Linked DNA regions of Homo sapiens: region 1 is linked to region 2. The links are chromatin loops, found by intact Hi-C in ENCODE. Cell type or tissue: endothelial cell of umbilical vein. All regions are shown on one strand. Each heading gives the region's core, and the rest is flanking DNA. Links, peaks and the distances in the headings are about the cores only. Region 1 overlaps BBS9 (Bardet-Biedl syndrome 9). Region 2 has its middle 82 kb from the start of FLJ20712.

Evidence for each region. Hi-C counts contacts between places; a loop is a spot of excess contacts. Peaks named below come from ENCODE experiments on the same cell type or tissue, not always from the same donor. Only the 100,000 strongest peaks of a DNase experiment are listed, where the experiment ranks them.
Region 1: it touches region 2 in a loop (4-fold over the local background); 2 of 110 quality-filtered maps call a loop at or near these places.

The regions. Positions count from the first base shown.
Region 1 is chr7:33,241,985-33,244,484 of GRCh38, reverse strand. All of the region lies in intron 5 of BBS9 (Bardet-Biedl syndrome 9), which reads right to left. Among named protein-coding and RNA genes, the nearest start is that of BBS9, 110 kb to the right of the region's middle. In endothelial cell of umbilical vein, for the core only: a CTCF peak has its summit at 992 (motif pointing left); a DNase peak (open chromatin) is centred at 934.
Region 2 is chr7:33,804,133-33,811,887 of GRCh38, reverse strand. No RefSeq gene overlaps it. Among named protein-coding and RNA genes, the nearest start is that of FLJ20712, 82 kb to the right of the region's middle. In endothelial cell of umbilical vein, for the core only: a CTCF peak has its summit at 3,945; a DNase peak (open chromatin) is centred at 3,507; H3K27ac peaks cover 1,514 bases.

The DNA.
Region 1 (2,500 bases), core at 1-2,500, 560 kb after region 2:
TCACTCTTTACATACCAAAGGATAGAAAAGATCCCAGAGGAAGGTTAGGAAAAAATGTGCCAGGAAGTTGGAAATGGTTCAATTCAGAAATGTCAATTTTTATTTGCTAAAGTACTCAGTAAAACAGTGATTCCCAGGCTCATGAATTTCATTCACCTGTAACATTTCAGAAACTACTGGAGAACATCGTAGGGTTGTCAGCCTTGTGAAAAGCCCATCAGGATGTTTGTTTGTTTATTTGTTTGTTTGTTTTTTGAGATGGAGTCTCACTCTGTCACCCAGGCTGGAGTGCAGTGGCACAATCTCGGCTCACTGCAACCTCTACCTCCCGGGTTCAGGCAATTCTCCTGCCTCAGCCTCCTGAGTAGCTGGGACTGCAGCCATGTGGCACCACTTCTGGCTAATTTTTGTATTTTTTATTAGAGACAGGGTTTCATCATGTTGGTTGGCCAGGTTGGTCTTGAACCTCCTGACCTCAGGTGATCTGCCCGCCTCAGCTTCCCAAAGTGCTGAGATTACAGGTGTGAGCCACTCCGCCTGGCCCCAGTCAGGAAATTTTTTAAAGAAATAGATTATAATCACCAATATTCTCTTAAAAGACAATACTAATACAAATAAGTAGGAAGTAAAAAATGTCATCACTAAGTGTAGTCCTCTAACTGAATAAATTTTAGCTTTAACTTACTTACATTAGCTCTTTTTCGTCCATTATCTTAAGACCATCCAAAACTTTAACATAGGATAGTAATTGAGAACCTCTGTTACAACTCAGCATTAACCATTTTTAAGGAACTTGGGAACAACTATTATAAAGAACTCAGAAAACAAACACAAAAAGTTTTTCTCTTCCAGGAACAAAAGAAAAACTGGTTCCTATTCAGGCCTAGGTGAGGAAACAGACATTTTCCATAAATATTCTGACTTGTTAAAATCTCACTACTCTAAGAGTTCTGGAATCAAAAAGTGAGACAAAGGCTCCCTCTGCTGACAAGTAGGCAGTACGATCCCATTAAAAATCTTCCCAATATTAATTGGATACTGCATAGGCTTTTACTATTCTCTATCAAAGACTGGCTTTATTTTATGCCTTAAAACAGGAATTCAGCTGCATCAGATATGAATGTGAAGGACATGTGTAACTATGTAACACTCCTTGTGTATTCCAATAGATATTTCTAAATCAGCTTTCAAAATTCTTGGTTTCTGCTCTATGCTCTAAAAGTTAACTGAGCTCCAATGTCATACAAGGAGGAAATTAAACAAGGAAGGCTAAAGAATTGAGACAGGTTTTAAGAGGGTTTGAGGAACAACGGTAGCAATCTATGAATACATTGATGACCTTTTCTAACAGAAGTCCAATGAAATTAACAGAACCAAATGAAAGACTTCCGAATTAACAGTAATAGCCATTTACAACGTGGTCCATACATTATTAGCACATCCAACTATTCTATAACTTGGGAACGTCAAGAATTATTGTCCTCATTTACTGTGGAGAGACCTAAGGCTCAAGAAAGTTCAAATGATTTATTAAAGGACACACAGCTGGTAAGTAGCAGGGCCAGAACTCAACACTACGTCTTCTAACCTTCCTACTGTTTCTCCAACTGAATGTTATGCATAGTGTAGGTACCTAATGACATAATTTCTAAATTCCTTTCTGATTCCAAATTTAACATGGTCTATCATTACCATAGCATTTTATATGCTTATAAGTAACATCTAATTTAAATATAAAATGTTAAATATTTCACTTTAGCAGACAAAACTTGATGCTGAATTCTTTGTTAATTGCTTGCAAATGTAAATAAAATCAAACAATAAGTAGGGGACAAGTAGAGGAGGAGAATAGCATATAAGACCCTGATTCTCAGACTAAAATTACTGTATAAAATGTTTGTTCAAAGCAGTACTTTTAAGTACATCAATATGCTGCAAAAAAAAAGTAAATAAAATTTAGAAGCTAAAAACTAAGTAAAAGTGTGAACCCCATAAAGGTAAAAAGAGCTGTTGGGCATTTTCCTAAATCAGACAACCATAAGCTTCAGTTTTCCTGCTCTCAAATGAGATACAGTAAAGGAGAAAAAACTTGTGGACCACCTTTTGTGGAGAATCTAGTAGATCCTCATATTGACTTTATCTCCCCAGTACAAAGCAAAGACCACAAAGAGCTCTACCTCTACTGTAAGGAGAACTTGTAAATAGCATTCCCCCTCAAGCCCAGGAGAAAGCAAAATAAAGTACACATCTCAAAACCTGGAACCAGATGAAGGAAAAAAAAATCTATCCTAGGAATTCATAAACCCCAAACTGATTTTAATGTGGGTTTGCAGACTAAATTCATTCTATTGGACGACCCAAGAAACCTCAGTCTGTGATTTTAGTATAAAGTGATACTGGGTTGGAAGTACCACCAAACATCTGACAAAAGATTACTCAAATCTTTGAAGAAAGACACCAATCATTCCCATTGATAATGTTCAAAAGAATATGACCTCAA
Region 2 (7,755 bases), core at 2,564-5,063:
AGCCTCCCGAGTAGCTGGGACTACAGGCACCCGTCACCACGCCCAGCTAATTTTTTTTGTATTTTTAGTAGAGAGTCTGGAGACTTTTTAAGCATTCATTACATTTCTTAATTACAAAGCCATCCACTAATGCAAACTCAGTTAGCCAAAGGAAGTTAATATTTAATGAAGATAGATACCCTCTAAGCCCAGGAACAGCACTAGATATTCCTTATTCCTATTTTACAGACAAGAAAACAGAGATTCAAATATGTTGGTTCATTTCCCCGGTCACACAGGTCAGGAGGTGAGGCCCGGATTTGTACTCATGTCTATCTTTCCCCAAAAGCCATGCTTCTCCCACCATATTAATCAAAGCAGAAGGGAAGTAAGCTTACTTATGAGTGTCCACGTTGGGCAGGCCAGGCCTTATGAGTTTACAACCTTGAATACATTCTCTTATTTAATCCTCATAGTAAAGCTAACTGTGATATTATTGTCCCCATCTACAATGAATGAGAACAATGGAGCTCAGAAAGGTTAGATTCTTCCTGGGCTAGGAATTGACCATTTGGTTGTTAGACCATGAGGGAGGATAGAAGATGGGGGCTTGGTGGAAGGGACTGGGGTGCTGAGATGAGAGGATGAAGACCCTCAGGAGGTCCATGGAAGAGATGACTTACAAAATTGTCTGGGAGAATTTTCCCATGTTGACAATCTGTGTGACCACATCAGCCAATGCCAGCTCTGAGGGGACCTAACACAATTTGCTGATGGATTAGATGTGGCGAGGTGGTGGGCAAAAAAGAGAGGACTAATGTATAACATAGGCATTGGCTTTGGCAACTGGGTAGATAGTGATGCCATTTCTTGAGACAAGAAAGACTGCAGGAGATGTGTTTTCAGGGATAAAATCAGAGTTCCAAAGCTATGCCGTTAGTTAACAGTAGAGTACTGTTTATGCTCAGATTTCAGCACTAAGTCAGAGAGAAAAGTTTGCAAAGAAGAATAAGGCATTATTCCTGGTCAGCTTTAATGCAGCAGTCATGCCCCTAATAAGCCGTAATACAAGGCAGAACAAGAGAGGTGGCTAGAGAGAAGAACTTGAAGGCTGTTCTAAATCCCTTAGTTTTCTATATACTCATTGGCCAATTAAGCAACCACACAAATCAATGCTTCACTATAAACCTTAAAATTGAAATCCTAACTTCAAGTCTAGGCCTAAGATATTGTAGAGAAGAGAATACAGTGAGAGCCCCAAAGAGGACAGCCTTCCATACTTGAGCATGTTGTTTGCGTGGCATAGCCTCAAATTGCATGAGAATCATTTATTTGTCTTTAGCCATCTGCTTCATGAGCTTTTCTTAGTTTATGTGGTAGGAAGGGAGGGAATGTGGTCTTGTGTTTTGCATCATAGGTTTCTGGCTTTGCAGCAAACTCAATGAGTGATCTCGGGTAAGATGCGGAGCGTCACTAGAATGTGAATCTACAGTTATCTGCCTTGGTTCAGGTGTATTAAAAAGAATAAGAATATACTGCACCATTTTGCAAAATATCAACAACTTCAAACAGCACTGTAGAGAGTTATGCAGACGCTGAAGTCCCATTTGAGAGAGAGCCTTGCCCTCATTTACAAATGACCTGAAAACTCCCCAAGATATGTTCTGAAGAAACACTGAGACAAAGGCCATGCACCCAGTCCTTAAGCCCAGAAATCTTGTCTCCAAGTACAGAGGTAGCAGTGGTAGGGAAAGAGTTTTTGCCAATTATTGGCTGCCTGTATAGAAAAGATGGTCTTGGCCAGGCGCAGTGGCTCACTTCTGCACTCCCAGCACTTTGGGAGGCCGAGGAAGGTGGATCACCTGAGGTCGGGAGTTCGAGACCAGCCTGACCAACATGGAGAAACCCTGTCTCTACTAAAAATACAAAATTAGCTGGGTGTGGTGGCGCCTGCCTGTAATCCCAGCTACTCGGGAGGCTGAGGCAGTAGAATCGCTTGAACCCGGGAGGAGGAGATTGTGATGAGCTGAGATTGTGCCACTGCAATCCAGCCTGGGCAACAAGAGCGAAACTCCATCTCAAAAAAAAAAAAAAAAAAAAGAAAAGAAAAGAAAAGAAAAGATGGTCTTTACAGAGAATTTGATTATTTATTTAATCAGGGACAGGGAATAGCCTTGAAGACAGTTAGCAGAAAGCACTTTTTAATGATGACAATTGTGACTCTACTACATGGCCAGTGCAGCAAAAGATGCTCTCTCTGCTAATTCACATTACAACCCCACAGGCAGAGTAAGACTGTACCCTTACTTTAGATATGAAGAGACTGGGTTAAGGAACTTGCCAGGGATCTTACAGCAAGTAGAAGAGCCAAGATGTGAGCATGAGTGCCAAGCTGCTCAACCCCCACATCCAGACACGTTTCTAATGCCCCACACTGCAGAAGGCAGATCATGTTTTTCCTCAAGGATCAAGTTCACTTGCCCTCCAATGACCTCCTCTGTGAAGAGAAGGCCGCTTTAGGTGATCTCTGAGGACCTCGTGAACTCTAGAACTGCCAAAGCTTATTGTGATTTTTAAGCCAAGATGTGTTTCACAACACAGCATAGGAGGAGAAACCTGCCTTTATAGATCCTCCTTCCATGTAACTATGAATTTACTGCCTTGATTTTCTCATTTCAAAAAATGGATCTGTACCAAGCATACCACTTACTTCTCTTAAAATACATACCATGTTGCTGACAAATACATTTATAATACATTTTAAAATAAAGATAAATAATAATGCCATGAGAAAAAGCAGGGGGTAAACAATGTTGCCAAATTTAATAAGGGTTTCACTCTTTTTTTTTTTTTTTTTTTTTTGAGATGGAGTTTCACTCTTGTCTCCCAGGCTGGAGTGCAATGGTGCAATCTTGGCTCACTGCAACCTCTGCCTCCCGGGTTCAAGCAATCCTCCTGCCTCAGCCTCCTGAGTAGCTGAGATTACAGGTATGCACCACCACACCCAGCAAATTTTTGTCTCTTTAATAGAGACAGGGTTTCACCATGTTGGCTAAGCTGGTCTCGAACTCCTGACCTCAGGTGATCCACCCACTTTGGCCTCCCAAAGTGCTGGGATTACAGGCATGAGCCACCGTGCCCAGCTGGGGTTTCACGTTTCTTTTAAAGGATTATTTTTAAAAGGCTGGTCACTATGTACTAAGCAGAGAAATGTCATCTGAGTCAAGGGGTGAGAAATGGGTTCTCACAAAGGCAACACACAGTCAGCTCAAGGGTAGCCCCATGTCTCACAGCCTCACAAGCTGTGACTTCCCACCTTTGAAGTATGGAAGCTAAAGTCTCACTAGATCCCCATAGGCAGAGTGGTGCCAGGAGTATTGATAGTGACAATTGAAATTCAATGTAGATTGACCATTTTATCTGTGCCAGGCAGCATGAAAAACTTTAGGAAGATGACTAAGATATAATTCTTGCCCTAAGAGCTCATAGTTTTGTCTGGTGATCTTTGACTCTGTTTCCATGGCAACACACTTGACTAATGACTTTCATATCCCTGGCACAGTAGGATAAAGTGCTCAGTTACACCTAATTCGCATTCTGGAGCTGTATCTCCACCACCTTCTCTCTCGCTCGCTCTAGCTCTCTCTCTTGTCTTTGTTCTCTTGCTCTCTTTCTCAGTTATCTAATGTTTAAATATGAAAAACAAAGCCAGCATATCTCCCTCACAGTGAGAGTGATCTAGCAATGATCTTAGCTTCCCTTAACTTGTAATAAAGAAGGAATGTGTTTGAACATGTTTGTACTTTATTTATTACTAGTAACCAGTGACCTGCAACCACCTCCTATTGTCTTGACATGCCAGTGTGTGGAGCATCACAGGAGGCTGAAAATCACTGGTCTTGTGGGAACTGAGCCTCAAGTTCAGGCTGCTGCCTCCTGCCGGGCAGGTTGTGCACCGCATGACTCCAGAGGGCGCCACTCGCACAGTCTACGATGGGGAAGGAACCCCACCCCCCGCCCCACTGGAGTTGTGTAATCAGGTGGTCTTACCCAAGTTGGACTTTGGGCCCAGCTTGAAAACCTCCTAAACACCCACTTTGAGCAGGCTAAGCTTCCATATCGCAACATTCCATCTGGCCAAACTACATGGACTCTTTTCTGCAAGGGAGTTTCTAACCTGACTTCTGACTTTGTAGGGAAGAAGAGAAAAGCAGGAAGGTTGATTTCACTCTAACCAGCTTTTAAGATGACTTGGTTTCTCATGAACCTGGGATCTTTAATATGGAGGAAAATCCAGCTCTAGAGGGAGAAGAACGAATGGTGAGAAGCAGGTCTCCACCCTCTTGCTTTCTATTGTCAAACAACAGGTCCCCAAAACCTAAGACCGATCACATGGAAATGACCCTATGCCAGTGCATCTGCAGATGTTGGAGCCATGGGGACCCTGAAGTGGGGGCAGTGCCAGAAGCCCATTCCAGGAACAGGAATTAGTTGCATCCCTGCTCTGGTGACAGTGGGTGATGTGGACAATAGCTGGCTCCAGTAGGCTGGGAGGGATGAGGGATATCTTGACTTTGTCAGGGGCTCTCCTATCCATGAAGCCTCCTTTCCCGAAAATGTGTTAGAGGGTTTATCAGTGGGGTACATCGGGCTGTCCTGTGAGAATGCCTCCCATTCCCCCCATAAATGAGCCCAGATGTTTCGGGCCATCTCCTTGACATAGCTTCGTTGGAGTTTCCATACAGAAAATGGCTACTCCCTGCCTGAGAAAATTTCCCAGCTGTCATGGCTGCTTCCATGTTCCTGACAAGCTGCTCCAAAAGTTATTTCAAGATGGAAGCAGCAGAAAGATGGATTAGCTCTGTCAACGGGGAGTCCTGAAGTCCTGCCATTCACTGAGCAAAGAAGCGTGTGCCTGCCATGGGCGGCTGATAAGGGAAGTGGACACAGGATAAACTTCAGCCCAGCCAGCTGACAAAGCTCAAATGCAGTCTGAAAGAAAACAGCTACTCCTGGGCCTCTGGTTTTTCAAAGCAAAGACTGTGGGCTTTGTTCGATTACCAGGTTGTTACCATCAGCAGAAAGCTTGCCATTCTGAGCTGCTGCTGCCTTCTGCAGAGACAACAGGACCAAAAAGTATCTCTTATAAGACAGTTTACTTGTAAGGAACCAGAAGCACAAGTTGCCACAAGAAATGCTCAGTCATCTCCTATGCCTCACGTCTCTGCCCCTCACCCCTAAACCATAAACCCCTCCACTCTTGTTCATTTTAAAGAGCAGAGCAGGGTTTTTACATAATGGACTTCCTAATGCATATCTCAGAACTGTGTAACTGCTAACACTTACTGGAGAGTTCAGTGTGTGCTTAATAAGAACAGTAAGAGCTTCACATGCATTCCCTCATTGAATCTTTACAACACACTGCTGTAATAACACAGCATTTTGCAGATGAGGAAACCAAGATGCAGTGTGGTGAGGTGCCTTGCCTAAGCACAGCAGACAGGTGGTAGCTCTGGGAAGTGCTACCAGGCTGGTCCTCTTCTGTTAAGTGCACTCCTTCTCTTGCCTTTTCTTACAAAAAAAAAAAAAATGTTGTGTTTACAGCTTGCAAAGGCTTTAGAATCTCTTGCCTGCATCACAGGTTTGGAGAAGCACAAGTTGCATGTGCTTCCATGCAATAAAATAATAACCAGACACTAATAATTCCCATGATTCCTTTCAGAAATCCCTGTGTCTGTGTTTGTCCCTTTTGAAAGGATTGTCCAGTTTGCTTGTTCCTATCTTATCTTGGTTAATTGAGCCAGATTTTACTTTTTCCTGGCTCCTTGAAACTCTCCCTGGCTAGATAAGCCTCAAGGGTTCTCTCTCCTTGCTATTAGTCACAATTTCCTAATGTTGAGCTTCTGCCAGGAAGACAGAGGAGGCAGCTCCAAACGCAAATAACTAGTTTGTGTGTGGGACTTTGGCAAAGTGTTGGTCACTTACAAAGGCTACACACAATTGGCCCAAGGACAGCTCCATGTCATTTTCCATCACGATGGAAAAAAAAAGTCTGTGTTAAAGTTGCTTCAAAACAGCTAGTTCCTTAACTTCTGTGGGGATAACTGGGCAGACATCTGAAGCCAGTGTACTGGGTCTCCGCAGACCTCTGGCTCGTCCAGGGGCTTGCCCCATCAAGGCAATGCACGCAGCTGTTACCTAAAAAGAACTGAGGGTCCATTAGGAAAAGTCGGCCAACCGTACCAAGATTTGCAAATGAAACATGTTAATCTTGTGCCATTTCTTTAGCAAATATTCCACACCTTGCAATGCAAGGTCCAGAACCAGAATACAAAACTGCACATAAAACTGAATGAAAACTGTTATCGAAGACAGCAGTTTTGAATTCTTTAAGTATGTTTCTCAAGTGACCATTATTTTTAACAGACATAGAAACACAATAATTTCATTAATGGCTTTCTCCTTATCTCTCTAATAATAAATACCGTATTTCTGTATGCATTCATTCAACAAGTATGTCACTGAACCCTTACCATGCACTTGCAAGACAATACAGACACTAAGATAATACACTGAGCCCATTGAGGAGTCCACTGTCCCATCCCATGGGAGTGACACACAATATATCAGGAAAGACTGGCTAGAGTGTGCTACAGTAACAAACAATACCAACTTCTCCTCGGCCTAAATTAGCAAAGGTTCTTGCTCATGTTATGCACGCACTGTGGATTGGGAGGTGCCTAGGCTGATGGAGCAGGGGCCATCTTTAACATTGCTAGTCACCATGCTAGAAGAAAAAAGATCTCTCAAGGCTCTTGTACGGGCAATTAAATGTGCCATCCTAGAAATGAGACTCATCTCTTCTGCTCTCAATTTGTTGCCCAGTACTGGTTATTGGCCCCCATCCAACCACAAGAAGCCCAGAAAGAGCAATTCTACCTTACAATTAGATGGGAAGATGCATCAACATTTGAAGAGCAGCCCTAATGAGTACCACACACACATTAGTTGGTAATCATGATACCATGTGAAAAGTGCTCTAATAGAAACATGGAAAAAAGAGGGAGCAATAAACTAACAAACTTCACGGAGTCATTACAAAAGGTACCCAGAGGCAGTGGCATTGAGTTTACTCTTAGATGATAAAAAGGTGTTTTTCTGAAAATGCATATGGGCATTCTAAGAGAAAGAGTGCTGCAAAGACAGGGAACATGAAAAAAACACCTTTTATCTGAAGGCAGTGGAAGGAAACCCAGGGTGGCCAAAGCAACGAAGGTGAGAGAAGCAGAGAAAAGAGGGGCCCGTTGTGAAAGGCATTTGTCTTCTCAAGGAGTTCCAGTTCATCCTACAGACAACAGAGAGATAACAGAAATTATCCTACAAGGGACAGTCACACAGAGGTGCACCAGGAATATGTTTATTTGTTTTTCAGGAAGATAACACAGAAGACACATGGATGAGGAACTAGAAGAGAGAGAAAGGCCATTAAGAAGCCACGGCTGTCATGGAGGTAAAGATAGTGAAGCCGGAGCCAGACACTGCCAGGGGGTCTGAGATGTAAGCGGCATATCTGAGGAAGAACTGATAAAACTCTAATGTGGAAGCTGGTGACAAGGGAAACCTTCAAGACCACCGCAAGGCTGCTAGCTTAAGAAATGAGGTAAATGCTGAACACCATCCCCCAGGCAGGGATTCCGCTAGAGAATGCAGAGGTTTGAGGCAGGAAGATGATGAACTTAGGTTTGTACAGGTTGAATTTGAGGTGCCCCTGGAGAT